Linked DNA regions of Homo sapiens: region 2 is linked to region 1. A link is an interaction called in ENCODE POLR2A ChIA-PET data of the cell type or tissue named here. Cell type or tissue: Panc1. All regions are shown on one strand. Links, peaks and the distances in the headings refer to the core of each region. The heading gives the core; the rest is flanking DNA.

Region 1 (16,033 bases), core at 7,029-9,528:
TTAAGGAACTAAAATCAAGGTGTTGCAGAGCTGCCTTCCTTGTAGAGGGTCAAGGGAAGAACTTATTTACTAGACTTTTCCAGCCTCTAGAGGCTGCCTGCATTCTTGGGCTTGCAACCTCCCTCATTTATCTTCAAAGTTGGCAATGCCAGCCAATCTTTTTCATCATGCCATCTATTTGGTTGTCTCTCTTCTGCTTCCCTCTTTTCACTTAGGATCCATGGTCACACCCAGATAATCCAGGATAATCTCCCCATCTCAAAGTTTTTAACATAATCATATCAGCAAAGTCCATTTTTCCATGTAAGGTAACATATTCAAACAGGTTCCAGAGATTAGGATTGTGGACATTGTTGGAGACCATTATTATGTCTATCATGAAAGAGATCATGTTTTATCTGAGAACTGAAATAAGGTCAGGGTGGTTGGAGAGTAGAAAGTGAGAAGAAAGGTAATATAAGATGAGGCTGGGGAGATGGGCAAAGACTATAAACACCTCTATGCAAATAAACTAGAAAACCTAGAAGAAATGGATAAATTCCTCGACACATACACTCTACTGAGACTAAACCAGAAAGAAGTTGAATCCCAGAATAGACTAATAACAGGCTCTGAAATTGAGGCAATATTAATAGCCTACCAACCAAAAAAAGTCCAGCACCAGATGGATTCACAGCCGAATTCTACCAGAGGTACAAGGAGGAGCTGGGACCATTCCTTCTGACACTATTCCAATCAACAGAAAAAGAGGGAATCCTCCCTAACTCATTTTATGAGGCCAGCATCATCCTGATACCAAAGCTGGGCAGAGACACAACAAAAAAAGAGAATTTTAGACCAATATCCCTGATGAACATCAATGCAAAAATCCTCAATAAAATACTGGCGAACCGAATCCAGCAGCACATCAAAAAGCTTATCCACCATGATCAAGTGGGCTTCATCCCTGGGATGCAAGGCTGGTTCAATATACGCAAATCAATAAATGTAATCCAGCATATAAACAGAACTAAAGACAAAAACCACATGATTATCTCAATAGATGCAGAAAAGGCCTTTGACAAAATTCAACAACCGTTCATGCTAAAAACTCTCAATAAATTAGGTATTGATGGGACGTATCTCAAAATAATAAGAGCTATCTATGACAAACCCACAGCCAATGTCATACTGAATGGGCAAAAACTGGAAGCATTCCCTTTGAAAATTGGCACAAGACAGGGATGCCCTCTCTCACCACTCCTATTCAACATAGTGTTGGAAGTTCTGGCCAGGGCAATCAGGCAGGAGAAGGAAATAAAGGGTATTCAATTAGGAAAAGAGGAAGTCAAATTGTCCCTGTTTCCAGATGACATGATTGTATATTTAGAAAACTCCAGTGTCTCAGCCCAAAATCTCCGTAAGCTGATAAGCAACTTCAGCAAAGTCTCAGGATACAAAATCAATGTGCAAAAATCACAAGCATTCTTGTACACCAATAACAAACAGCCAAATCATGAGTGAACTCCCATTCACAATGCTTCAAATAGAATAAAATACCTAGGAATCCAACTTACAAGGGATGTGAAGGACCTCTTCAAGGAGAACTACAAACCGCTGCTCAAGGAAATAAAAGAGGACACAAACAAATGGAAGAACATTCCATGCTCATGGGTAGGAAGAGTCAATATCGTGAAAATGGCCATACTGCCCAAGGCAAATTATAGATTCAATGCCATCCCCATCCAGCTACCAATGACTTTCTTCACAGAAATGGAAAAAACTATTTTAAAGTTCATATGGAACCAAAAAAGAGCCCACATTGCCAAGTCCATCCTAAGCTGAAAGAACAAAGCTGGAGGCATCACACTACCTGACTTCAAACTATACTACAAGGCTACAGTAACCAAAACAGCATGGTACTGGTACCAAAACAGAGATATAGACCAATGGAACAGAACAGAGCCCTCAGAAATAATACCACACATCTACAACCATCTGATCTTTGACAAACCTGACAAAAACAAGAAATGGGGAAAGGATTCCCTATTTAATAAATGGTGCTGGGAAAACTGGCTAGCCATATGTAGAAAGCTGAAACTGGATCCCTTCCTTACACCTTATACAAAAATTAATTCAAAATGGATTAAAGACTTAAATGTTAGACCTAAAACCATAAAAACCCTAGAAGAAAACCTAGGCAATACCATTCAGGACATAGGCATGGGCAAGGACTTCATGTCTACAACACCAAAAGCAATGGCAACAAAAGCCAAAATTGACAAATGGGATCTAATTAAACTAAAGGGCTTCTGCACAGCAAAAGAAACTACCATCAGAGTGAACAGGCAACCTACAAAATGGGAGAAAATTTTCGCAACCTACTCATCTGACAAAGGGCTAATATCCAGAATCTACAAAGAATACGAACAAATGTACAAGAAAAAAACAAACAACCCCATCAAAAAGTGGGCGAAGGATATGAACAGACACTTCTCAAAAGAAGATATTTATGCAGCCAACAGACACATGAAAAAATGCTCACCATCACTGGCCATCAGAGAAATGCAAATCAAAACCACAATGAGATACCATCTCACACCAGTTAGAATGGTGATCATTAAAAAGTCAGGAAACAACAGGTGCTGGAAAGGATATGGAGAAATAGGAACACTTTTATACTATTGGTGGGACTGTAAACTAGTTCAACCATTGTGGAAGACAGTGTGGCGATTCCTCAAGGATCTAGAACTAGAAATACCATTTGACCCAGCAATCCCATATTACTGGGTATATACCCAAAGGAATATAAATCATGCAGCTATAAAGACACATGCACACGTATATTTATTGTGGCACTATTCACAATAGCAAAGACTTGGAACCGACCCAAATATCTATCAATGATAGACTGGGATTAAGAAAATGTGGCACATATACACCATGGAATACTATGCAGCCATAAAAAAGGATGAGTTCATGTCCTTCACAGGGGCATGGATGAAGCTGGAAACCATCATTCTCAGCAAACTATCACAAGGACAAAAAACCAAACACCACATGTTCTCACTCACAGGTGGGAATTGAACAATGAGAACAGTTGGACACAGGGGAGGGAACATCACACACCGGGGCCTGTCATGGGGTGGGGGGAGGGGCAAGGGATAGCATTAGGAGATATACCTAATATAAATGACAAGTTAATGGGTGCAGCACACCAACATGGCACATGTATACATATGTAACAATCCTGCACATTGTGCATATGTACCCTAGAACTTAAAGTATAATAATAATTAAAAAAAAGAAGACATCAAAGAGGTGACAGCCTAGATTTGACATTTTTAAATCCCTCTGGCTACTGGGTGGAAAATTGATTTTAAAATAGCAGAGGTTCAAAAAAAAGATTATAGTAGCAACAGATATTCAGATAATTAAAAATTTTCATCAGGTTACTGAGGTCATTTCAGATATTTCATTCTTTATTAGGTGATCTGATGACTTTGGTTAAATATCTGCCCTAGGGTTCTGTGGGAAAGATTAAATGTTAAGATGCATGACACTCCATTTATACAGGAAGTGTACCAACAATAAACACTCAGTCTTTATACTGCTGCATTGCTTCTGTTACTAATTATTATGCATAACTCTATGCTAGAAAATTAGAAAACTTAATATGGATGACTTTATGAAAAAATTAATACTGATTGTCTTAGTCTGTTTGTGCTGCTATAACAACAAAATACCTGAGACTGGGTAATTTACAAAGAATACAAATTTATTTCTCACAGTGTTGGAGGCTGAAAAATGCAAGATCAAAGTGTCAGCATCCGGTTTCTGGTGAAGGCCTTCTTGCTGGGTGGAAGGGAGAAGAACAAAAAGGGCCAAACTCCCTCCACCGAGCTCTTTTACATGTTAAGGGCATTCACCCATACATGAGGGCTCTAAACACCTCCGAAAATACCCCACTTCTCAACAACATTGCATTGGAGATTAAGTTTCTAACACATACATTTTGGAGTACATGGTCAGATCACAGCACTGATTATATGTAAATATATCTCTATTTTAAGAATAAATAGAAAAATTAATTCGAGACCTGAATAAAGAACACTCGATCTACATATTGAGTGCAGGAAAAGGATTAGAAAATGATGTTATACAGGGGCAGTGTCCAAATTACATTAAGCCTTAGTGGCCACAGGAAGGATGTTGGCTTTTACTCTAAGTAAATTGGGGAATCTTTGGGGAGTTTTGGGAAGAGGAGTGACATAGTCAGTCTAATTTTCATGTTAAAACTGGCTGACATTTTCAAAATAGATTCTAGGCGGCTAGCATGGAAGAAGAAAGGCTAGTAAGAGAACATGGCAACAATCCAGGAGGGGTGGATCACAGTTTAGACCAGGTGGTAGCAGTGAATGTTGGGGGGGGCTCATTAGATTCTTGCTGCATCTTTTTTTTTTTTTTTTTTTTTTTTTTGAGATGGAGTCTCGCTCTGTTGCCCAGGCTGGAATGCAGTGGCACAATCTCGGCTCACTGCAACCTCCACCTCCCAGGTTCACACCATTCTCCTACCTCAGCCTCCCAAGTAGCTGGGACTACAGGTGCCTGCCACTGCGCCTGGCTAATTTTTTGTATTTTCAGTAGAGATGGGGTTTCACCGTGTTAGACAGGATGGTCTCGATCTCCTGACCTCATGATCCACCCACTTGGCCTCCCAAAGTGCTGGGATTACAGGTGTGAGCCACCAGGCCCGGCCGATTCTTGCTGTATTTTAAAAGGTTTTCTAATATGAGAGAAAGAGTGGTATCAATAATGAGTCCTAGGCTTTTGGCCTGAGTAACTAGAAGGATAGAGCTGCCATCAGTGGACACTGGAAGGCTGAATCTGAGGGAGAGATCAGTGCCTCTGTTGAAAATATGATAGGGAATTTTGCTGGACATGCAAATGGAGTGGTTGCCTAAGCAGCTGAATATGAGTTGGGAGCTCAGGAGAAAGGTTTGGGCTGGAGATATAAATTCAGCAGTCATTGGCATATAAATAGTACTTAAACTTTGAGGCTAGATGAGATCACCAAGAGAGAGTGTACATTAAGAAAAGCTACAAGAACTCAGTCCTGAGGCATTCAAGTATGAAGAAGTGGGAGTTAAAATGAAGAATCAACAAAGCAGGCTGAGATGGAGCAGGGAGTGAAGTAAGACAAAAACCAAAAAGAATCTGATGTCCCGGCAGCCGTACCTTTCCTTCTCTTACACCTACTCACCTTTCAGGTCTCTGCCAAGGGATATTTTATTCCCTAAACTTGATTAGGTATCTCTCCTAAGTGCCTCCACAGCATCCTGTCTTTACTGCTTTCTTAGTGTTTGTCACATTGTATTATCATTGTTTGCATTAACTCATCTCTTCCTCTACACTGTAAGCTTCTTGAAAGGAGAAATCAAGTTTGTCTTGCTGATAGAGTATTCCCAGAAATTAGCACAGTGCTTGGCACACAATAACCACTGAACGTAAGTTGGCTGAGTTGAACTTGTAAAGTCAGTACTTATCTTCTGGTTTCAGACATGTTACTGGTATGCTAGCGTCCACTATGATTACCTAAGCCACTAGCACCATACATACATTTATTTCATCATGCTTATTTTACTATGTAACAATTTCAATTTTTCCAACATTAATTGGTGTGTCTCATGGTTCTGATTCAGGTAGAGGAGAAGGAAGAAGGAAAGCGATACTTACTTGTATATATTACGCATACATACCAACTTTGCCTTTCATATGCAGTCACACTTAAGCATTTAACCTTCCTCACAAATTTGGGAAGAAAAGTATAATTAGCTCCATTTTATAAGAAAAAACAAGGTTTAGGAATGTTAGGTAACTTGTCTAAGGTCATTCAAATGGTAAAAACCAGGATTTAAATACCTGTAAAGAATTTGCGTTAGAGTAGGCAGATAGCCAGACATGAGCAGGAGTGGGGAGCCCCTGAAAAAGGGAAGTCCAAAAAATTTCGCACCCCAGAAGTTGCATGATAGATATGAGCAGAGAGAGGGGAAATACCTATGCAGAAAGGAACGCCCCCAAACACTCCTTAAGATGCCCAATGATCACTCATTCTGCAGTTAACCTGTCAGAATGTAGCTAGCTACATGCTGAGAAGAGGGAAAGAGGGCAAAGGAGAAATTCCTAAGAGATACGCAGGTGCAATAAGTACAGATTTAACCACGATACGACCTTCCTGGGATGGTGGTACGGAGCAATGCTGCCATTAGGCAGAATTCATATCTAATGCTAGGCAGCACATGTACATCAACAGACAGCAAGGGAGAATTCTACAAACCTGGGGCGGGAACTGGGTGGGGACTTGAGGCAGAAGCGGGAAACTAGTCAGAGACAAAGGCAGAGACTTGAGACACAGACAGGAACTTAAAGGGTCTGACATAATAAAATCAGCAATGCAGAACTGTTAGAGCTGCTGGCTCATCCTCTTTCAAGCAGCCCGCTTTGCCCCATCTTTCCAAGTGTACTGTTCTCTGCTACTACTTTCCACCCAGACCAGCCCACTCTTCTCTTGACGTGTACTTTGAGGACCAAGCTCCGATTTTTATCTTGCCCAAATTCCTATCTAAGGGGTCTGGGGAGTCATGCCCTACAAACCATAAATTCTCATTAGATAGGTTTTATTTAACCCTCTATCTCATGAGTTACTTTCCAATCTGACTCTGGCGTAACAGTATGTGACAAAGAAGAAAATCATAATATTTTTACCCTAGAACATGTTTCTGTGCCATATTTTGAAATGGTCCTGCAAAGTCGTCCTTTGTGGGGGCAAATTTTCATCTGTAAGAGTCTCTATTAACATAGCTAGATGTTTTTCTTCCAGGCCCTCCCAATCCTGAAGATACTGAGTGGCTAGCACCTTTTAATAGTCCGAATAGGAGACATCTGTCATCTATTGTCTCTAAGGGCAGCCACTATGAGACTTCAAAAGAACCTTGGTCTCCACAGTCTTTTATCTTAACTTGAACATTTCCTTTCTATTGATCCCAGGTCTTTAGACAGATTCAACCAATTGTCAACCAGAAAATGTTTAAATTTACCTATAGTCTGGAAGTCCCCCACACTTCAAATTGTCCTGCCTTTCTGGACCAAACCAACGTATTGCTCGAATCTGATTGAAGTCTCATGCCTCCCTAAAATGTATAAAACCACGCTGCACCCCAACCACCCTGGGCACATGCTCTCAGGACCTCCTGAGGGCTGTGTCAGGGGCCATGGTCACTCATATTTGGCTCAGATTAAATCTCTTCAAATATTTTAGAGTTTGACTCTTTTAATCAACAACTTCCTTCAATAAACCTTTGCTTACTTTACTAATTGTCTCTTGGCCAAAGTCTTTCTTTCAAGTAAGACAAGAGCCAAAACCTCCACACTTCCTAGTAACACCAGGGTGTGTGTATGTGTGTGTGTGTGTGTGTAAACAGTAACTTTATAGTATGCAACATAAAATAAATTTCTACTTTAAAAACAAAATTCTGTTACTTACTGGAAAGTATAGGAGCAGAGATCCAAAAAGGATCGTTTCCAACAGGATAAGGCCCGATGCCCGGATGCTCTGAAAAAACAAAATAAAAACGTCATTACTAACTTACATTTCTAAGCCTGGAGAATTCACGCTATTGTGAAAATGCCACAATGCAGTAGGACAGCATTCTTTGGGGGAAATTAAATAAATTAATGAAAATTGGTTAGTATTCAGGTGGGTAAAAAACTAGAACATGCAAAAAGACTGATTATAAAGGTGTTGATAGGCTTAATAATATCGCCAGTGGCTGCATGAGATTTTGTTCTCTAAAATTTGTATCATTAAAAAGCCTGAGCAGCTAAGAACACTATCTTGAAGATACTTTTGAGACGAGAAGTCTTCTCCCGATTGAAGGTCTTTTCTCGATCGAAGGGTTCGTGGTCTCACGGGCTTCAGGGAATGAAACCGTGGACCACAGCGGCGAGGGTTACAGCTTGATTAGACAAATACACAGACCCAAAGAGTGTGCGGTGGCAAGATTTATTAAAATGAAAGTGAAAGTGAAGCTTCCGCACGGCGAAAAGGGACCCGGAAGGGTTGCTGTTTCCGGCTTGGGTGTCTTATGCTTATATCCCCTTATGACCCCTCCCCTTTTCCTTTTTCTGTCCTGTAGAATTAGCTTATTTTCTATCCGCCTGTGAGTTGGTGGGCCTGATGGGTTAAAAACATCAGGCTGCAGCTAGAGCTTAAACTCCCCTTTGATTGGTTGAAGTTTCAAGCCCTCAGCTTGCAGCTATTTTGGCTTAGGGGAAAGTCCCTTTAAGGAAGTCCCTATTGACCCAGGAAGAACAGCCAACTTAGCCACTTAGTCCCTCACTTTCAATCCACGAAATTTACAAACGAGATCTTGCCTGTATTTCTAAAATATGAGCCACCAGTGCATACTGAATGCCATTCCTAAACTATTTCACAAATACCTGTGGGATAGTGTTGGTGGGTAAAAAAAGCACATGCACAAGGTCTTGAAGTCTGCGTATCTCCCACCATGCTAAAATATAACCCCTAAAACTCACAAACACAGCTTCGCTATGTGCACAATATAAATCACATTAAATAACAAGGGTATCTCACCTTGTGAACATGCATACATGTTATTCTTTACTCAAAATTCAAAAGAATTAGTTGATTTGATTTTCAAATAAATTTCTGAATAGTTTGCTAAGCATGAATATATCTAATAACCTTAAGATATTTTGTTAGACTTAAAATAGCATTATCTTCTCCAAGCAAAATTCTTAGAATTGAAGCAAGAAATAAAAGACCAGTAAAATCAATCTTATTTTCTACAATAAATTTTGCTTTAATGAATTCAAGTATCAATATAGAGCAAATATATCAATTAATACTGCAAACACAAAAACAGGTCATTTTAGGCATGCTGTGTTTTCACTAAATATAATACAAAATGTATACAGAAATTACACGTGGTGTAAATATCTTAACAGGAAAATAATTTGCAGTAGTAACAATTAATTTTGTAACAATAAAAAAATTCTGAAAGGCCAAACCACAATACTGCATTATATAAAAGCACTATCAGACAACTGGATAGCCAGGGAGAAAAAATTCTAATTCCCCTTCCAAAAATCCCTGTGGGGTATTGTTAAAGATATAGAAATACTTTGTGTAACCCTCAAAAAAAAACTCAGGGCTTGCATTAATTTAAGAATTTGGGAATAGAGAAACAAGTTTAGTCAGTGAACAGCCTTGATTATTTGAGTGGCTTCTTGCTATTGGTCATTATGTTAGATAGAAGACGCTTTTGGTGAAAAGAAAATTTCTATCAGCAAGCATTTAAATGGGTTTTGGCTGGCAGAATTTCCAAAGTGGCAAGGTACATTTGCATAGTATGCCTAATTATGAAGCTTATTTTTTAAACATTCCAAAAAAGACACAAAAAATGAAAATCCAAAATATTATACATGACTGTCTGTAAAATAATTTGTATGCTATTGGTTGGCTGAACAAGAGGACATGAAAAGCTGCTGCAAGGTACGATGAAGAAGACAGACTTTGGAGTTAACTCCATCTCAATTTGAATTATGAAATAACCACTTTGTGTTGGGCCACCTGGAACTTCAATGGTCTCACCCATAAAACGGGTATTTTAATCTTTACCTTATTAAATCTGACAGATTTATTAAATATGAAGTATGCAAAATGGCTGGCATTGTACCTGGTGCTTAATAAGTAGATACGTATTCTTCAAGGTAGAGAACAGCACCAGGATGATGAATTTGAAAACTAGAAAGAATATATCGCTAACAGTCAAATTTTGTTTAATGCTTGGGATCCAAAATGACCCAAGAGGAGATGAATGCCTCGAGTGGGGGACCTTCCCAGGGCTGTGGTCATGCTGTGGTTTGATGGCCTCTTCCATCCTGCAATATCTTCTAAGATTTTATGTCCAGTAGGCTCAGTAGCAGTGTCACAACCATCACCACCACATAACAGTAGCAGGAGTACGTGCTTTTATATATTCTCAGAGCAGATAATCTGTCTCCTTTTCATTTGTAATTGTTGAATAATCTTCTTAGGAGTTCACTGCCTTGCTCCTGGCTAAGCAGAGGAGCCCATAATTTCAGATTATAAATTGGAACTCTGACAAGTGGTTCCATAATAAAATGTAAGTCCTGTTCAAAATGCGCACTTTTTTTCTTTCAAAATATTATTTGGAAGAGCTGCCTTTGTGGCCTCACAGAATGAGAAGGAACCTAATAGGTGAGATTTTAGGACAGAGAAGAGATCCATGCTCCCCAACATATTTCCTCCACTGTCTTATTGGTACTAGAAAATCTTTTAACTGGCACAGAGCCTTTTATTTTATGCTTGGTACCAAGGATTAATATACAATTTTGTAAGTAATACATTGACAAGTTCAAAGCAAAATATAGGAATCTTGTTTAGAGTCTCACTGGTAGGGTGAGGAAGGACAGAAAAGACACTAAGTGTGTATGGGGGTGGGGGCGGTGGTTGAAAATTGAAGATGGATGAGAGAGACAATGAGCAAAATAACAGAGACCAAGAAAAAAAGTCATCTCCTTCCTAGTTATGCCTGAGATAGAAAGAAATGGTGATATGAAACTATAACCAGAGTTGTTAACTGGGAAACTTATAAAAAATCTTAATTGAAAGATGATCAGTAATACGCAGTATGACACTATTTATACAAAACACATATACATAAAACAACACTACACATTTTCTCTATGTATCCAGGCATACCTCATCTATATATCTGTCCATCCATCCATCCATCCATCCATCCATCCATCCATCCATCCAGACAAACCTCAGAAATATTTTGGGTTTGGTTTCAGACCACAGCAATAAATCAAGTATCAAAATAAAGTGAATCACACAAATTTTGTGGTTTCCCAGTGCATATAAAAGTTAAATTTACACTATAGGCTATTAAGAATGCAATAGCATTATGTCTAAAAAATAATGTACTTGCCTTAAGGAAAAAAATACTTTATGGCTAAAAAATGCTAATAATCATCTGAGGCTTCATCAAGTTCTAATCTTTTTGCTGGTGGAGGGTCTTGCCTCCATGTTGATGGCTGCTGACTGATAAGGGTGGTGGCTACTGAAGCTTCAGATGGTTGTGGCAATTTCTTAAAATAAGAAAACAATGAAGTTTGCTGTACCAGTCGACTCTTCCTTTCATGAGAGATTTCTTTGTAGCATGTGATGCTGTTTGATAGCATGTTACCTACAGTTGAAGTTCTTTCAAAATTGGAGTCAATCCTCTTAACTATAATAATGTAATATTCTAAATCCTTTGTTGTCATTTCAACAATGTCCATAGCATCTTCACCAGGAGTGGATTCCGTCTGAAAAAACTACTTGTTTGCTCATCCATAAGAAGCAACTCCTCATTCATTCAAGTTTTATCATGAGATTATGGTAACTCAGACACATGTTCAGGCTACACTGCTAATTCTAATTCTCTTGCTATTTTCACCATATCTGCAGTTAGTTTCTTCACTGAAGTCTTGAACGCCTCAAAGTCATCCATGAGGGTTAGAATCAATGTTTTCCAAACTCTTGTTAATGTTGATATTTTGATCTCCCATGAATCATAAATGTTCTCAATGGCATCTAGAATGGTGAATCCTTTCCAGAGGTTTTCAGTTTACTTTGCCCAGATCTATCAGAAGAATCACTATGGCAACGATCGCCTTACAAAATGTGTTTCTTAAATAAGAAGATGTGAAAGTCTAACTCCTTAATCCATGGGCAGCAGAATGAATGCTGTGTTAGTGGGCATGAAAACAACATTAATCTCCTTGCATATCTCCATCAGACCTCTTGGGTGACTATGTGCATTGTCAATGAGCAGTAATATTTTGAAAGGAATCTTTTTCTGAGAAGTCTCATCAGTGGGCTTAAAATATCCAGTAAATCATGCTATAAATAGATGTGCTATCACATCCAAGCTTTGTTGTTACATTTCTACAGCACAGGCAGAGTTGGTTTAGCATGATTCTTAAGGCCCGCAGGATTTTCAGAACAGTCAATGAGCATTGGCTTTAACTTAAAGTCACTAGTTGCATTTGCCCCTAACAAAAAGGTCAATCTTTCCTTTGAAGTTTTGAAGCCAGGCATTGACTTCTCCTCGCTAGCTATGAAAGTCCTGGCCTGGCGTGGTGGCTCATGTCTGTAATCCCAGCACGTTGGGAGGCCAACGTGGGTGGATCACAAGGTCAGGAGATCGAGACCATCCTGGCTAACATGGTGAAACCCCGTCTCTATTAAAAATACACACATACAAAAAAATCAGCCGGGCGTGGTGGCAGGCACCTGTAGTCCTAGCTACTCGGGAGGCTGAGGCAGGAGAATGGCGTGAACCCGGGAGATGGAGGTTGCAAGAGCCAAGATCACACCACTGCACTCCAGCCTGGGCAACAGAGCAAGACTCCATCTCAAAAAAAAAAAAAAAAAGAAAGTCCTAGATGGCATCTTCTTCCAGTAGAGGGCTATTTCATCAATATTGAAAATCTGTTGTTTCATGTAGCTACCTTCATTGATGATCTTAGCTAGATCTTCTGAGTGACGTGCTGCAGCTTCTCCATCAGCACTTGCTGCTTCACTTTACACTTTTATGTTATAGAGATGGCTGCTTTCCTTGTACCTCACGAACCAACCACTGCTAGCTTCTAACTTTTCTTCTGTAGTTTCCTCAACTCTCTCAGCCTTCACAGAATTGAAGAGAGTTAGGCCCTTGCTTTGGATTAGGCTTTGGCTTAAGGCAGTGTTGTGACTGGTTTAATCTTCTATCTAGAGTACTCAAACTTTCTCCATATCAGCAATAAGCCTGTTTTGCTTTCTTATCATACATGTGTTCACTGGAGTAGCATTTTTAATTCCCATCAATTTTTCCTTTGCATTTACAAATCGGCTAGTTAGTGCAAGAGGCCTAGTTTTCAGCCTATCCCAGCCTCCACTATGTCTTTCTTATTAAGCTTAATCAATTCTAGCTTTTGATTTAAAGTGAGTGATATGTGACTCTTCCTTTCACTTGAACACTAAAGGCCATTGTAGGATTATTAATTGGCCTAATTTCAACATTGTTATGTCTCAGGGAATAAGGAGGGCTGAGGAGAGGGAGAAAGATGGAGGAATTGCTAGTTGGTGGAGCAGACAGAACACATTCAACATTGATCACTTAAGTTCACCGTCTTATGTGGGTGCGGTTCATGGCATTCCAAAACAATTACAATAGTAACATCAAAGATCAGTGATCACAGATATGATAATACTAAAAGCATTTGCTGAAATATTGCAAGAATTACCAAAATGTGACACAGAGATACAAAGTGAGCACATGCTGTTGGAAAAATGGCTATGATAGATTTTCTCAATGTAGAGTTGCCACAAACCTTTAATTTGTAAGACACATGGTATCTGTCAAGCACAATAGAGCAAAGCACAATAAAACAAGGTATGTCTGTGTACATATACATACTAAATAGATGTCTGGAGGATACATACTAAGTTGATAACAATGTTTGTTTGTTTGTTTCCAGAGAAAAGGGTAGATTTGGGGATAGATCAACTTATCTGGAAATATGTTAATATCTTTGAAGGAGAGGTAGTCATTTATTACTATGTAATATACTTTAATAAATAAATTTTAAAAACCTTCGTGTCAACTCAACTATTAGAAAATCTATGATTTTAGGCTGGGCATGGTGGCTCAAGCCTGTAATCCCAGCACTTAGGGAGGCCGAGGTGGGCGGATCAATTGAGGTCAGGAGTTCACCTGGCCAATATGGCGAAACCCCATCTCTACTAAAAATACAAAAATTTGCTGGGCATAGTAGCAGGTGCCTGTAGTCCCAGCTACTTGGGAGGCTGAGGCAGGAGAATTGCTTGAACTTGGGAGGCAGAGGTTGCAGTGAGCCCAGATCGAGCTACTATACTCCAGCCTTGGCAACAGAGCAAGACTCCATCTCAAAAGAAGAGGGAAAAAAAAAAAAAGAAAATCTCTGATTTGGTATTATAATATGCAAATATTATGCAATAAGTCTAAACAAAGCCCTTCCTTTAACTAATATTCTTTAATGAGTTTTTATTTGGCACCAGCTGATGCATATAATCATCAAAAACTGTATCTTATAATTTTTGCAGATGAATATAAAGCTGGGGGAGTTATCATTGAGCCTAACTCTCTGGTTTGGAACCCATAAACCCTAATCAATATACCTCCCAAGTTTACAATAGAGGTGAGTATATTCTACCTTACTCCATTTCCATCCCAACTTCCCCACTTTGTAAACTTTCAGAACTGACTTATGGAGGTTTATAACAGCCAGATATCAAACCCATAGACAAAAAAATATGTCAAATTATATTATACTCATTTCTATCAAATTACATCAAAGTCAATTTCTAAATTCCATGTTTGGATGCCAAGTATAGAAGCATAAGATGAAGCACAGTTGTAATTGCCATAGAAGATTTGCCTGGGATATAAGCACCCAGAGGAAGCTAAGTCACTGGATGTAATAAGAAGAGAAGAATGCTCAAGGCTGCATTTTTAGAAGTAATTAAAATGGCTTATTATTATTTTCCTGATTCTATGGGGACTAAGTACTTCATTTATATTTTTTAAGCATTTTTAGCCTCTGGGGAAATTAATGTACATCTTGCTAAAACAAGGCAGCTATTTTTTTGGTCACTGCTGATTTCTTCAGACTTACAACATTTAGACCTTCTATTACAAAAGAAACCTCTGAAGATAAATATACTTTTATATAGTTGGACCCAGCATCTATGAGGAAAATATGAGAGAGCAATAGAACTATATTTTGAAAGAGATGAACTAGCATAAGTTTGAATGACAAACCAAGACTGTATAAATCTATATCCTTTTAAAAAAGATATACCAATGCAAGCAGGATAACAAACTTATGAGCTGTACTTTTTTATTTTTAATTATGCTATTTCAATGAGAAATTCATGGACAGAGGGACTTCATATGAAACCTGACAAACACCTGATAAAATAATTACACAATATGGATTGGAAAAAAAGATGTAAAAGGTGATCCTAAAGAGAATCTTAACATTGAGAGGTATGAGGACACTATCTTTCAATAATTTTATTAACAATTACATAAATGGAAAAGAATAGACTATATCCAGTTTGAAAGACTGCATGTAGTTAGCTTATGTTAAGAAGATCTGTGATAAAATATTTAAAAATCAATCAAATTTAGTAAAATTTGTCAAGGCACAATTATATAAAATGTGGTTAGTTAAAATCAATTTTAGGTTTTTAGGAGAATTCTCAGCAATAAAAAAGCTATTTTCATAAAAATGAAGAGATAAGGTCATGGCAGAGACTCCCAAAGTAAAATGTATGTAAGTTAGAGAATTACAAACTGATGGATTAAACCACATAGATTTGATCACTACATGGTCTGGAACTTTGGTATTAACCATTTATTAGCTGTGAGATCTTGGGCAAGTTGTTCAACCTTTGAGCCTCAGTTTCTTCATTTATAAGATGGGAGTCATAATGCCCAGGTGTATATTGTTGCAGAGATTGGCAATAATGCTGCCTGGCACAGAGCAGGGGCTCAGTCAACAGTAGTTCTTCATGAATCTTTCAAGTACAGATAGAGGAAATGAAGTCAGCAGAGAAGTGAAGCTCACTCGGCTGATCAGTGCCAGAACAGTCCTGTCTTCCATAGCTGCTGGTTCCCAAATCAGTGAGATTTCCTCTGTGCATCCAATCTGACCCTCAGTGATTTTCTTACCCAAAGTAACAAGAACAGAATATGTAATAATGTAATAACAAAAACATGTAACACTACCAAACTACTTAAAAATAAATCTCAAGTAAGGGTTTGGTACAGGTATTATAAAAAATTTACTAATCAATTTTAAATTCTTGACGGTCTTAACTAAAACACTAAAAGAAATTTCATATTGCCTTAAGTAGGTATTCTTTCTAACTTCT
Region 2 (16,033 bases), core at 5,297-7,796, 65 kb before region 1:
ACAAATCCAGGCCATATCAGGCAGTTAAGCTCCAGTTCAAATCCTTACTGTAAATGTGTATTGAGAAAAGGTTAATTTTCAATAATATAAATATATATAAAATTGTATGTGTGTATATACATAACACACAAAGTAAACAATGTTGACAGAGATTCTCTGGTTTTAGTATTAGACATGCTTTCAAGTCTCAGTATCTTACACATGTTCTGTAATCAGAAAAAAGTTAATTTAAAATAAGAAACTACTCCAATATCTGTTACAGGTGCTTAGTAAATGGTAAATAACATATTTATGTCATGATACAGTCAAAGAAGTATATGGTCTTATGCTTTAGAAATAAGATAATCTTATTAGGTATCATATTACTATATTAAGGCTGAAAGAGCTAAATGAATTAAGAGTCCTCAGAAATAATGGAAAAATGGATAGTTCAATAGAATAATTCCTGGGAATTACTTTGTTTTGGTTGGAAAGACTATACAGTAAGGGAGGGCCTCTGCATGAGTATGCAGTCTGTGCATTACACAACTAGCAAGAACATCTTGAATGCATTGTCTACTTTAGATTGATTACAATCATTTTCTGGCAGATGACAATAAAGTGACTTGAGACACAGGTGGAGTTTAGCCTGGAAGTGGTGCCACTGGGTGAGCTGGACCACTTAGGACTCTGCCATAAAAGGGGCTTAGAACAGTGTTTCTCACATCTTCACGTGCATACGATCATCTGGAGAGCTTGCCAAAATGCAAAGTGTGCTTCAGTAGGTTTGTGGTGAGGCCCAAGATGATGCATTTCTGACAAGCCCCTCGGGATGCTAATCCTGCTGCTCCTAGGACCACAGTTAGAGTAGCATGGGTTGGCTGAACTGGGCAAAACCCAGAAAGTGAAGCCTGCCAGCCCAAGATAACTGAATCTTTCAGTTTAATCTGTGCATATAATGGAAAGATAAAGTTAAATCTTTTGAATCATCTCCTAAAATATGACTAAAAAAAAGATGCAGTTTATCAGCTAAGATATTTGGCAGAGAGGTTAAAAATATATTTCTCAAGAAATGGACAAATGCAGAAACAAATGAACTCTGAATATGATCAATGATTTACTGATTCAGGAATTTTCTTTTATAAAGGACAAAAACAGTACAAGAGTTGGTAAATGGGATGTTAACGAAGGCCATTAGAAACTGGAGACTTTACACTTCTTCATTCAGAATACAAAATACTTGTAGCACACATCTCAGAAAGATTTGTTTTCATTACTGGCCAAATAATATGCCTGGTTTAGAGCAAAATAAAATACACACACTTGGAAATACTTAATTAGCTTCAGTAAAACCACTATATGTAAAGGAGGCTGGAGATTTAATATAACAAATAATGTAAAATATATTTGCATTATTTTACAAATGAATTTTCTTTAATAAAGAAATTAATATCTTTAATATTAAAGAATTAAATATTCTTCAATAAAAATTGAAGACTTTTATTTGTAAAATAATACAAATATATGAGCTACCTACTAGTCAGGTGGAAAGGAGCTGCAGCCTAATGCAGTGGGTAAAACAAGGAATTTGGTGTTAATTGCCCTAAATGCCAGGCTAGGCTTTACCACCAATGAGAAATATAACCTGGGACAAATTCCTTAATTTCTCTGGGCCTCACTTTCCTCAACAGTTTAGTGGGGACACAGTGTGGATGCACTTAAAACAGTACAAAACAATGGAGAAATGCCAGTTTTATTACTAACATATGAGGATTACTTTTGATATTTGTCACATTTGAATCAACAATCTATTTAGTCTTATTCTAAATGTATCTTCAAATAAGGACAGAAAAGAAGCTTCTGAATAGTGTGGAGTTGAGAATGGGGTATAGAGAGAAGAGGAAAGAAGCAGACTAGGCAAACTGAGCTTTGTCGAAGCAGAGTCAGAACTATTAATATGATGGATAAAACCAGGACAATCAAGGTGCATTCATTATCTACTTGTATATAACAAATACCACAAACTTAGTGGCTGGCTTAAAACAATACTCATTTCTTATCTCACAGTTTCAGTGGGTCATTCATCCAGGCACTGCCAGCCTTAGGGTTACTCACACATCTGTAATCAAGCCATTACTCAGGTCTGGGGTTCCATCTGAAGGCTAAACTGGAGAAGGATACACTTCCAAGCCCATGCTGCTGTTGTCAGCATTTGCCTCCCTGAGGGCTAGAGGAACTGAGGCCCTTTGTCCTTGCTGGCTGTGGGTTGGAGGCCATTCTCAGTTCCTTGCCATGTGGGCCACTCCAATATGGCGCATGCTTCATCAAAGCCAGCAAGAGAGAGTCTTCTAGCAAGATGAAAGTTGTAATTTTTTTAACCTCATTGTGGAAGTCACATTCTTTCAATGTTAATCTGTTTGATTGATTAGAAACTAATTAGTCAAGGGGTGAGAATTACATAGGCCATGATTACCAGGAGGTAGGGAACATTGGAGCTATTAGTTATTTACCACAAAAAGAGACTACTTTTATATCATCAGAAATGCTGTTATCTACCTGGGTTCAAAGCAAATGATGTAAGAGGAATATAGACTACAAAGCTATGAGATCCCCAGAGTATGCATTTAGAGAAAGAATAATGTGAAAAACTACTTTAAAGGAGAAATTTTTGAAAGCAAGAAAAGAAATCCAGTAAGGCTGCCTTCTCCAACAGAGTCTAACCCATCTTCAGGATCATGATTCTTGACTAAGAACTGCTGAGAAATGACTACACATAGCTCATGACTAAGAACTGCTGAGAAGTGACTTTTTTATTGTAATGTTTTAAACAGTAAGAAAAATGGTATGGTCATGTTGAGGTGGGAGATGTAATTCGGATCCCTGTCTGTCTGTCTATCTGTCTATCTAACTTTTTGAGATGGAGTCTTGCTCTGTCACTTCTTGCTCTGTCACGCAGGCTGAAGTGCAGTGGCACAATGTTGGCTCGCTGCAACCTCCACCTCTTGGGTTCAAGCGATTCTCCTGTGTTAGCTTCCCAAATAGTTGAGATTACAGATACGTGCCACCACACCCAGCTAATTTTTTTTTTTTTTTTTTGCATTTTTAGTAGAGACGGGGTTGTACCATGTTAGCCAGGATGGTCTCAAACTCCTGATCTCAAGTAATCTGTTTTTGTTTTGTTTTGTTTTGTTTTGTTTTTTGCATTTTTAGTACAGACGGGGTTTTATCACGTTAGCCAGGGTGGTCTCGAACTGACCTCAAGTAATCTGCCTGCCTCAGCCTCCCAAAGTGCTGGGATTACAGGCATGAGATACCGCGCCTGGCCTAATTCAGATCTTTAAAAGTACATATGTCTATGTTTAAATTGTAACTAAGGAAGAATGAAGATGTCAGGTAAAACCTGGCAGATTGAACATGTTTATGTCTGCTACTTTTGGAAACCCTAAATGACTGTAAAAACACTCAAGGCCAAAAAAGAATCTCAGTAAGAATGACAACAGATGATAGATATCAACATAATTATAGAGAAGAAAAGCATGTGCCAAAGCATAACCAGATGAAGATGTCAAAGAAAGCTGAAAGCTGGCCCAGGAGAGAAGGAAGCAACTCAGAGTCTATCTCATTATCTTTTTGGTGAGGGGTAATAACAACATCTAATGAATTCATGTTATATTCCAGTTACTTTTTAAGTGCCCTACATAAAATAACTTGTTTATTTCTTACAACAATACTGTGATGTAGGCATTATTATTACTCCCACTTTACATATGGGGAAGCTGAGGCAAAGTTAAGGAATTTGCCCCAGGTCACATAGCTGGTAAGTGGCAGAGCTGGGTTTAAACTCAGCTGGGGTCTGGAGTCTGAGCTCATTATTGCTATGCAATACACCTTACCTTTACAAAGGAAGGACAGAGTAGAAAGATTAAAATTAGTGATCTTTGATGGAGGCTGGATGTTTTAGAATGCCTGGTGCTATAAAATGTTGACCAATTTGTTCAATGAAGTGAACAAGGCAGGGTTGAACTGAACACTGCCGACAAGGTAAAAATAACTTCCAAGGAAAATAAATGAAATATATAAAGAATGAAGTTAACAAATGGTAAAATGAATGTTTTAAACCGAATAATTCATGTAGAAAAATTGTGAAAGCAGAGGGACATCACAGAGATTAAACTACTGAGAGAGAAGATACAGCCATAGTCATGAGAAAGAGTGGAAGCCAGGAACCAGTGTATTGGTCTTCCACCCTGATTGAACACCAGAACCAACTATAATGGTTTAAAATATATATAAGTCCAGGTTTTTCTTGTAGAAACTGATTCAGTAAATTGAGGGCAGAGACTGAATGATTTTTTTCTTAAGGTTAACAGGTGGTTTTAATTTGACAAGGACTAAGGGCTGCTAATACTAGTCCACAGCCCAGAAGCAAGCCACGTGTGGAATTGGGATAGCTAAAGCTCAGATTAAGGCTGGGGATGGAAAATGTCTAAGAACTACTACAGTGCAGCGAGAATTCTATTTCTAGAAAACTGCCCTACATAAACATCCATAAGAAATAGCAGAAATATATATGCAAGAATATTCACTAAAGCATTTTTTGCAAGACAAAAAACACTGAAAACATTCTCCACTAGTAGGGGACAGGTTCACTATGGTAATTAAAGTTACAGCCATTCAGTGGAAAACCATGCATTAAGGGAATTAAGCGGATCTGATTCTGTTGCTATGAAAACACCTTTAAGATAAATTGTTAAATAAAAAGAAAGCTGCAGAACAGTAATAGCATATGCTTCTGTTTGTATCTACATCAAAAGGAATATGTAGATGCACATTCAATAGACCATGAAGACTATCTCTGAATAGGTTGGCTGGGAATGAGAACGCAAGGGGCAAAAGGAGATTTTACTCTTTAAGTTATATGCTTTGGTATTTTTTTTTTTTTACAACAAATGTGTCACTTTTGTAATAAAGGAACGAAACAATGCATAAAAGGATTTCTGGTTAGGTCATTGCATAAATGCCTGGCTCTTAAAATGGGGAATGGAGGGTGTTTTCTACACACTGGGGATCAGAGAGCAAAGTGGAGAAAGTATCATATGTAATATCTATATGGTGACTTTATGTGGAGGTGGAAAGATACAGAAAACGACCCAAGGAGAAGCAAGAGAATCTTAAGAACTCCAGACCTCAACAAAGAAACAAAAATGCAGAAGAATTCACAGGAAAAGAGTTGAGGTATGGTATTTTGAGAAGAAACATGAAAAAATGATGATGAGACACAATATAGAATTAAATGATAGAGGCAAAAGCTTTTTTACAGCCAAGAACAGAATACACATAAAAAATGCATCACTCTTAGGCATACCCTGTCCCTGGGAGTGGCCCACCTCTTTAGCTTAGTATGGTGCCTCATCCGTTTAACAGATAGTCTTGCATAGACCATTCTCTGGTGAAAAACAAACAACGAAACCCACCTCTTTCTCTTTAGGGTCCAAAGATTCATGTCAGTAGTCCTCCTTCTCAACTTGGTTAAAGAAAATGTGCAAAACATATAGTACAACAGGTTCCAAAAACCACAAATTACACTAGAAATCTAAAGTCATAATTATGCAAATTGCAGTTACAACCTAGAATCAGAATTGTCCTGATAGTCCTATGTCTCCCTCTGTGAAGAAGTCACCATTTCCGGTATGATCTCCCCATGCTCCAGGCAGAAATAAGCATCTATTTCTAGAGGAGCAGAGTGGTATCATGGAAAGATGATAAGCTCTGGAGGCCCAAGGGACTGCTCTGCCACTTCCTAACGGCATGACCTTGAGCAGCCCACTCTGACCATCTCCTCCCTCATGTGGAAAGCTGAGTAATAATCCTCCCTCCCTCACAAGATAGGAAGAATTATGTGAAAGCACTGACAACTAAAGTGGTATAATTATTTCTCCTATATTTATTCCTTAAAGATTGATGCAAAACCTTTTTTATTCCTGTCTAAAGCGAGCATGAGGTGATCCTACCAGATCCTTATAAATTCCCTCAATGGCAAATTAACATAAATAATACCAAATCCTATGACGAGGGAGCCACTTTGCCAGCCTGTTTCAGTCTGACTCACTGCCTCATCTCTTTCGAGAGGACACTTTCTTATTACTCAGCCCCAAATAAAAAGGGCTGAAAATAAATATCTAGGTGTAACTATAGGTTGCCATAAAACTTTTTCAGATTTGTCAGTAAACAGTAACAAATGGATGTTCTCCACATATTTTTAGTCTTCCTCCTATTCACTTTTCTAGAAGGCTCTGCTTAACACATGGTCATTATCAATAATCAAAACCAGCATGGACGCGGGGTTTTTACTTTTTGTTACCTACTTGATGTTTCTCTTTTCCTGACTTGAGATACTTAGGACGATAAGTAACTTGCCCAGGACAACATAACTGAATGTGTCAAAGGTGGAATTACCCTAAATTGTCAACATTTTCAATCTCCACACAAGGTGCCGTTCTCTATAAAAAATTTGTTTTCATATAAAAATATATGTTATCTTAAAGGTTCCAAAAAAAGAATTGTTCAAGAATATTTTTCTTACTAATCATTGGAATGTCTAAAATACCTACCATTAGCATTATTTTTTAATCTTCAAAAGATCCCTAGACATGTATCTGAAAGGATTAGAGTGATGACTCTGAAAGCCACTTAGGACAGAATAAGCTCCTGAAGGAAGAGGCACAGAATGGGTAAGTTTTGATGCAAAGTAGAAGGGAAGAAAATATTCAGGACATGGTCTACTGCTCGGATGGAGAGATCCCAGTGAGGCCATCTCCAGCAGACCAGAGAGCTGACACAAGGCTGGAAAAGGGCTTAGTACTGATGAAGAAAGAATTGTTCAAGGAGAGGCAGAGAGTGACTGAGAAGGAGTTAAACGATCCTTGACCTGTTTCCTGTCACTTCCTCTAAAGATGTCTTATTGCATCAAAATTGGTTAAGTGTTATCACATCAAGATTGCTTAATGTAAGCAAGACCTGAAGCAGAATTTGTCTCTGCATACGTGCTTATTTTTCTGGATAATGGATCAGCTTTGTTTGTTTTACATGTCTTTAAACTCTCCTGCCTGTTGCGGACTCACTAGCAACAGAGCACTCCTGCTGCAGCACACCTTCTGCGGGGAGGTGGGGCAAGGACGCTTAGCTGCAGATACTTCAAAAGGCTGTCAGATGGGCCTCCTGCCTTTCCAGTGTCCAGTCAGGTGTGAGGTCCTGTGGATTCTACATCCGTAATAATATTTTATCGCTACAGGTCATTTTGAGCTGCTCTTACACTTCACAGAAACAGAATCAAAGAGTGTGTGTTCCTTTGTGAGACTGAGTGACTACCGCCTTCTTGGTGCCGTAACCAGATTCACGCTGGCATTAAAATATGCCCACATATTGGGAAAGCCCTTGGAGTTCTGTGTTTGTTTTTTTAATAACACTTTTCACTTTTCTCATGTATTATCTTATTGAAGAAGCCACACAGTTACTGTTCCACTTCAGCTCATGAGGAGACCATCTCAGAAGTATAAGGACGACAAAGATCTTCAGCTGCCACCCATCTCCCGCCTCCCCACCTACAACCTATAAGAAGCAGAAGGGCTGAGGAGGCAAAAGGGGGAGAGGATGAGTCTAGACATTTTCAGTGGTGACAAACTAAAGCAGTAAGATACGAAAGGCCAGTAGGTTTTAATTTTCCTAATCAAACGGATGGAAAAGTGAGACAAAAATATATGAAAACAATTGTTGGTTGCTTGGCAGTTGTTAGGGGAGCAAGAGAAAAATATGGGCAGAACGGGGCAGGTCTAGGCACTGGAACCAAGGCCTGCTACTCAAAACAGAGGGAAACTTGAAAGTGAAAGATCAGGCCATGGTCCCAGTGGCCAGGAATGAAAAAGGCTGTCGTGAGAGTGACTTTTCTCAGGCCAAGGCATAGTATTCCTGTTTCCTTTAACCCCATCTCAATCTTCACATCTAAGTGATTTGGGTGTTCATGTGTCTCACCACAATTTCTTGGCATTGTTTTTTATTAGTAACCTTTATATTGCGCTTTTATCTTGTACTTGTATCTGAGAGTAAAATAATGAAGCACAAGTAAAGGCAATATCTGAGTAACGGGGGCAACCTCCAATCCAACTTGCCACTCCCCGATCCCTGCAATGAGAGGCTTCCAAAAGATGCTTTTTGATAAGAAGTCTTTCTATGAATTCCAAATTATTCACTTTATCTTTTATGTCCATTGATTTGTATATACTCTCAAATTGATTTTTTTTTTGAGGAGTCTCGCTCTGTCACCGAGGCTGGAGTGCAATGGTGCAATCTCGGCTTACTGCTACCTCCGCCTCCCGAGTTCAAGTGATTCTCCTGCCTCAGCCTCCTGAGTAGCTGGGATTACAGGTGCCCGCCACCACGCCCGGCTAATTTTTTGTATTTTTAGTACAGACAGGGTTTCACCGTGTTAGCAGGACGGTCTGGATCTCCTGACCTCGTGATCCGCCTGCCTCAGCCTCCTAAAGTGCTGGGATTACACGCGTGAGCCACCATGCCTGGCCGTATGCTCTCAAATTGTTGCCTAACCTGGTTGTTACTTCCTCCCATATATTTATCCAGTTGTTTCAGCACCGTTCGTTGAAAAGACTTTACTTTCCCTGTTGAATTACCTTGAAACTTCCATAACAAGTCAATTGACAGTATATGTGTAGATATATTTCTGGTTGCTTTATTTTGTCCCATTGATCTATTTCTCTCTCCTTAGGCCAATTAACACTGTATTAAGTCCTGTAACTTTAGAGTAATTTTTGAAATTCCATAGTATAAATCCTCTAGCTTTGTTCTTTTAAAACACTGACTTAGCTAGTTTGCATCATTTATTTTCTATATAAATTTTAGACTAAACTTGTAAATTACTAAAAGAAAAGCCCGCTGGGGTTTTGATTACAATTACAATGATTCTACAGAACAATTTGAAGAGAACTGACACCACTTAATTCATGAACATCATGTGTTTCTCTATTTAGGTTTCCTTTATATTCTCTTAACACTATATTCTAGTTGTCAGTGTAGATTTCTTGCACATTTTTTAATAAATCTACTTGTATGTATTTAGTGCTTTTAGGTACTATTGTAAATGTAATTTTAAAATATTCATTCTCCAGTTGTTTGCTACTGTATATAGGAATATCCTAGAACCCTGACAAATTCACTTATTAATTCTAACACTGAAGATTTCTTCAGGTTTTTTAATGTACCCAATTATGTTGTATGTATATTTTAAAAATATTTTAGTGCTTCCCATCTAATGCTTGGATCTCTCTCTATATATCTATATATATATAGATCCAATTTTCTAATACTTTGTTAAGGAATTTTGATAATTTTAATTCTATGTTCATAAGGGGTATTGTTTGTCATGTTCTTTTCTAATTATATCTTGGTCAGGTTTTAGGGTCAGTATGGTAGTATGAGCTGATATCAGGATATTGGAACAATATGAATTGGGGCGTATTTCCTTTTCCTCTATTTTCTGAAAGAGTTAAGATTGACACTATTCCATTCTTAAATGTGTAATAGAAATAGCTAAAGATATCTTTGTCTATAGCTTTATTTCTGAGAAGTCTTTTCATTATAAATTTATTTATATGAAAATGTGTATTCAAATTTCCTATCTCTTCTGTCAATTTTAGTAAGTTGTATTTTTCAAAAAGATTGTCCATTTCATCCAAGTTGTGGACTTTGTTGGCATCAAGTTTTATTGTAATACCAGCTTATTATCCTTTTAATCTCTGCAGGATCTCTAGCAATATTTTCTTTTTCATTCCTGATACTGGTAATTTGTGTATTCCATTTTTTTCTTGATCAGTCTTGCCAGAGGTTTATCAACTTTATAACTTAAAAAATAACAGCTTTTGGGTTTCTCTATTATATGTCTGATTTCAAGTAGATTCTTACTTTATTTTTTCCCTTATTCTACTTGTTTGGGGTTTGATTTGTTCTTTCTCTAGATGCATAGGGTAGAATCATAGTTCATATTTTTTCTAATGTTAGCATTTAATTCTGTAAAGTTCCCTATAAACACTGCTTTGGCTGCATCCTACTAATTTTGATATCTCACATTTTCACTATCATTCCATTTGAAATATTTCTAATTTCCATTTTCTTGTTTTACACGCTAATTGTTTAAAAATTGTTTAATTTCCAAATATTTGGGGCTTTTAAGTTAACATATCATTGATTACTAATTTAATTCAAATTGAAGTCATAGGATATTCTTTTTTTATCTCCATTTTAAAAAGTTTATAGGGATTCATTTTATGGTATACCATATGGTTATCTTGGTGAACATTTCATACGTACTTTAAAAAAATGTGTAGTTTTGTGTATATCAATTAGTTCATCTTTTTAAGTCTATACCACTTGTACAGTTTTGTTATTTATCATCATTATTTTGCACAAAGGTGTAAAAATCTCTGACTTGACTGTGAATTCATCTATCCTTTTAGCTCTGTCTTATCTTTTCCTTTATGCATTTTGAAGCTCTATTATTATGTGCATATATGTTTAGAATTGTCATGGCTTCCTGATGAATTGAGTTTTATCATCATGATAACATGTCCCTCTTTTTTTCTGTGAATATCTCCTTTCTTGAAGTCTATTTTGTCTGATATTAATATAACCATTCCAATTTTCTTATGACTGTATCTTTTGCAATCATGTTACTTTTATCTTATCTATACATTGTACAGCATATAGCTGGGGCTTGCTTTTTTGCCAGTCTGGTAATCTTTGCCCAATTGCTTCCCAGCCTGTGAGTGGGCTTCCAAAGCCCTGAGTCTCTCTGCAAGCCAGTCCATCAATCTTACTTCACTGGGGTTGTTTCTTGATTGTCTGGCATCTGTGGACCAGCTCTGCCTATGTAACTCAGCAAATTCCTCTGCCATCCAGTGGGCTGCAAACATACCTTCTGCAACAAGGTCTGAACCCCAGCTTTACAGAGGAAGCCTCTTTCCAAGTTTATCCTTTCTTGAGCATGCTCCTTCAGCCTTATATTATTGAGTTCTCTTTATATCTTTACAGTTATTGCCCTATCATAGTTTAACAACTCCTTACATAAACCCACTATCCAAATTACTGTACAGTTTCTGTCTCTTGATTGGATCCAGATGAGTACATCCGCCTCCTGTGGCCCCCTCCTTTTCATAATTTACCCCCTCAATTTCCAGCTTCTCTAGCAGGATCAAACTCTATCCTCTGACATCTTAAGACAAACAGATTGCAGCTTTTTGCTTAAGTGCTAGTCTTCACACACTACATAAACTGGGAGCGCCCTCTGCAAAAGAGTAGGTAATGTAGCCCCCTACCTAGTGCAGTTCCTTTATTAAAGGATTAAATCCCTTCTAGTTTCTGCCTGCTTTTGATAGTTTTTCAGTTTTTTCAAATAATTGTGTTTTTATATATTTTCCAGAGTTGTATCTGCTGGAAGGTCAATTCAACATAACTGCTCAGTTATTAGAACCAGAATTGCTATGACTTTTTTTTTTTTTTTTTTTTTTTTTTTTAGACAAAATTGGACTGTCGCCCAGGCTGGAGTGCAGTGGCAACGATCTTGGCTCACTACAACCTCTGCCTCCCAGGTTCAAGCAACTCTCCTGCCTCAGCCTCCCAAGTAGCTAGGTTTACAAGCACATGCCACCACATCTGGCTAATTTTTGTATTTTAGTAGAGATGGGGTTTCATCATGTTGGCCAGGCTGGTCTCGAACTCCTGACCTCAGGTGATCCACCCACTTCAGCCTCCCAAAGTGCTGGGATTACAGAAGAGAGCCACCGTGCCTGGCCCTACTATGACTTTTATAAATAGCTTTATTGCAGTGTAATTCATATATCATTCATTCATTTGAAGTATAGTCACAGAGTTGTACAATTACCACAATCAATTTTTGAACATTTCCCCACCTCAAAAATGAACCCCATAATGATTAGCAGTCATTCCCCCATTCTTCCCCTGCCACAGGCAGCCACTGACTAGTCTACTTTCTGTCTTTATAAATGTGCTAATTCTGGACAATTCAAGTAATGGAATCATGCAATCCATGGTCTTTTTTGATTGCTTTTTTTGATTTAGCACAATGTTTTCAAAGTTCATCCATACAATGTAGAGTACCATACAATGTATGCTACTGATATACTGTAGCATGTATCACTACTTCTTTCCTTTTTATTAATAATATTCCACTGTATAGATATAATACATTGTGTTTATCCATTCATCAGTTAATGAACATGCGAATTGCTTCCACTTTTGAGCTATTATGAATTATGTAGCTACGAAGATTCATGTGTAAGTGTTTTTGTGGACATATGCTTTCATTTCCCTTGGTTATATACTTAGGAATGGCATTGCTGAGTCATATGGTAACTCTGCTTAACATTTTGAGAAAATTTTCAACTGTTTTAGAGAGTGACTGCACCATTTTACATTCCTACCAGCAATGGATGATGTTTCCAATTTCTCTACCTCCTCGCCAACACTCATTGCCTATCTTTTTTATCTATCTTTTTTATTACAGCCATCCTTGTGGGTGTGAAGTGTTATCACATTGTGGTTTTGATTTGCATTTCCCTAATGAGAAATGATGCTGATCATCTTTTCATATGCTTATTGGCTATCTGTATATATTCTCCAGAGAACTGTCTATTCAGATCCTTTGTCTATTTAGTTGGGTGAATTGTCTTTTTATTATTGAGTTGTAATATTCTGGATATAAGTCCCTTATCAGACATATGACATACAAATATTGTCTCTTATTCTGTGTGCTTTCTTTTAACTTTCTTGGTAGTATAACTTGCAACATAGTTTTTGACTTTGATAAAGATCAACTATGTATTTCATCTTTTGTCACTTGTGATTTTGGTGTCATATCTAAGAAACCATTGCTTACCCCAAGGTCATAAAAATTTATATCTATGTTTCCTTCTAAAAGTTCTACAGTTTTGGCTCTTCCATTTAGGACTCTGAGCTGTTTTGAGTTAAATTTTATATGTGGTATGAACTAGGGATCCAACTCATTATTCTGCTTATGGATATCCAGTTCTTCTAGCATCATTTATTCAAAAGACTATTCTTTCCCCATTGAACATTCTTCACATGCTTATCAATTGACCACAAATGGAAAGATGTATTTTGGAACTCTCTAAATTTTATTCCATTGATCTTCATGTCTGTCTTATCTCAGTACCACATTATCTTGATCAGCACAGCTTTGTAGTAAGTTTGGTGGAAGTAAGGGAGTATGAGTCTTCCAATTTTGTTCTGCTTTTTGAAATTATTTTAGATATTCTGGGCCCCTTGCGTGTCCATATACATTTTAGAACGAGCTTGGAAATTTTAACAAAAAGATAGCTGGGTTTTCATAGGCTTGCACTGGATCTGTGGATCAATCTGGGGAGTACTGCTAACCTATTCAGTTTTCTAATCCATGAGTTCCATTTATGTAGTTCTTGAACGCCTTTTAATGATGTTTTGTAGTTTTCATTGTATAGTCTTGCACTTCTTTTATTAGATTTGTAAATATTTTATTCTTTTTCTAATGGAATTGTTTCATTAATTTCATTTTAGGATTGTTCATTGCTGGTATAAGAAAATTAAATTGCTTTTATATTCTGATCTCGTATTCTGCAACTTTGCTGAACTTATTAGTTCTAAAGATCTTTTTTTTGTGCATTCCTTAGAGTTTTCTCTCTATAAGATCGTTTCATCTGCAAATAGAGACAGTTTTACTTCTTCCTTTCTAAAGTAAAAGCCTTTTTTTTCTTCTTCTTCATTTTCTTGCCTAATTGCTGTGGCTAGAATCTCCAGCACAATGTTGAATAGAAGTTGTAACAGTATAAATCATTGTGTGATTCCTGATCTTAGAGGAGTATTCTACAGATGTCTGCTAGGTCTAGTTGGTTTATACTGTTTCCTTGTTGATCTTCTGTTTAGGTGTTCTATTCATTACAAAAAGTAGGGTACCGAAGTCTCCAAATATTTTGATTAAATTGTCTATTTCTCAGCTACACAGCTTTCTGTAGCAGAAAAACATTAGAATTCGAGGAGTCCAGCTACTGACCAAAACCTATGTCTGATTTTTCAGGCCCAACCACAGGCAATTATAAAAACTTTACCTGGCAAACCTTTTACGGGAACTCTGTCCTCCCCACCTGGTGCACAGTCTTGATGTACTGCAGTTGCTAGAGGGGGCTGCAGTCAAGGACTCAGGCTCCCTGGCTAGCCATGCTCTTACTCATGTCGCATTCCTAGCAGAGCTGTCTCCATCCAAGCCATCCAAGAGTTCTTCCACACAGAGGACCTTAAAGATGTTTTCTTCACTCTGACTCAGTACTCTTCCATTTCTAGCCCTTCTCCCAACCCCTGGATCCACAGGACTTCAGGAGCCTTTTGTTCAGGGCTCCCACTGCAGTGAGACATTCCCCATGCCTGTGTTGACCCATCTGACCCTTGTGCATGGTGCCATCCCATGGGGAAAAATGGAACAGCAGGGAAGACAGCACTTTCTTCAGTTCAGCCTCTTGCTTATACTAAGTGATGAAGGGCTTGACTGTTTCTTCCATTTCGGCTTGTTGCCTTAACCAGTTACTCTGACATCTAGCAGCTCAGCTTCTCCAGTTCAGCTCAGCTCTTGAAAGTACTTTTAAATACAATTTTACTTTTTTTAAGTTTAAAAAAAATAGAAATTGAGATTAATATAACCTTGACATCTGCACACCACACAAATTAATACGTGTATAAATTTTGTTACAATCACTATGGGTCTTTAAAAAACTGAAAACTTTACCCATATTAAGGAGAAGCTTCCTAATTCCCCTTCACAGTCCCATGTCTTCTACTTTCTCTAGAGGCAAGCACTAAAAAGTCTGACATAAAGCCATCCAGTACATGTTTTCTATGTTTGTTCCATTTATATGTATCCATAAATAATATATAAGCGTATTTTGTGAGTTTTCAAACTTGTATGTAAGTAGTCAATTGTGTTTCAGCCTTCTGCAACTCACAGGTCTGTCTTTATAGTGAATTCAATTACATAAATGCAATTTCCTCCAAGGCAAAGTCAAATCCAGATCCCTTTTCTCATTAGTCATTTCCCCCCAACATCTATATCTCATTACCAAAGCCAAAGAGAATTTGATGGAAGTTGGCATTGCCATCAACAGGGTTACAAGGGAAAAGGAGGCCATGACTCTGCTGGAATATCTCTCTTTATAAAAAAGTAAGCCTACAATTTCCTTGAAAACAGGACTCAGATGGATGTCCAGAGCTTTTTAAAAGCAGGCGATTTATTACATTCCCTGACCATGCCAAGCACTGGGAGGGTAACGGGGTTAACAGGAACTAGCTGAAAACGTGGATCTAAATATTTTGGGGAATTTCTCTAAAACTGCCAAGAAATGACAGAAGTGAGAAGTGCTGTTGAGAATACCTATGTCAATACTCTTAACTTACATAGTAAGAAGCTGAGACCCCAAAAGACTAAGTGACTTGTGCTAGGTCACACAACTGGCTACACCAGAATTATAACTCAGTTCTGATCCCTTGTTCTCTGCTTTTTACCCTAATTACTGGTTATTAAACTGGCCTCTGTGGAGACATCTCAGAGGTTATTTATGACAGTCAAAAGAGAAGATCAAGCAAGTGAGTTTCTGGGCCCTTATCTCCTTTCACCCACAGTGCCTCAACTCTGAAAAATTATCATCTTCTTATTGTCTATGTAGGATTCAATGACTACTCCTTCAATACCTTTTGGCAGCAGTTTTCATATAAACTAATATCTGTAGGATTTTTTTCTGCCATTGCTTTCATACCATCAGCAAGATAACAGTCTACTAAAGTCATTTGATGTGTGCTGCATTAGCATGGCCCATGTGCAAGGATGACACACAAATTCATGAAGCGTTCCATGTTTTACTGACCAGCAGCTCTTTCACCCCAGATCTTCCCTCTGACATAGTCTACCAAATGAGAAGAAACTAGAAAA

What was found. ChIA-PET counts read pairs that join two places held together with the same protein. Peaks named below come from ENCODE experiments on the same cell type or tissue, not always from the same donor. Only the 100,000 strongest peaks of a DNase experiment are listed, where the experiment ranks them.
Region 2: POLR2A ChIA-PET joins it to region 1 with 6 read pairs; 3 of 35 experiments call an interaction of 5 or more read pairs at or near these places.

Annotation. Positions count from the first base shown.
Region 1 is chr10:25,458,209-25,474,241 of GRCh38, reverse strand. GPR158 (G protein-coupled receptor 158) reads right to left here. Exons shown (of 11, transcript NM_020752.3): 5 at 7,523-7,591. Among named protein-coding and RNA genes, the nearest start is that of LINC00836, 190 kb to the left of the region's middle. In Panc1, for the core only: no CTCF peak of the experiment used is centred there; DNase peaks (open chromatin) are centred at 8,051 and 8,281; H3K4me3 peaks cover 1,156 bases; H3K27ac peaks cover 1,174 bases.
Region 2 is chr10:25,521,629-25,537,661 of GRCh38, reverse strand. The region is part of intron 5 of GPR158 (G protein-coupled receptor 158); the gene reads right to left. Among named protein-coding and RNA genes, the nearest start is that of LINC00836, 120 kb to the left of the region's middle. RefSeq lists a silencer at 6,936-7,136. In Panc1, for the core only: no CTCF peak of the experiment used is centred there; no DNase peak of the experiment used is centred there.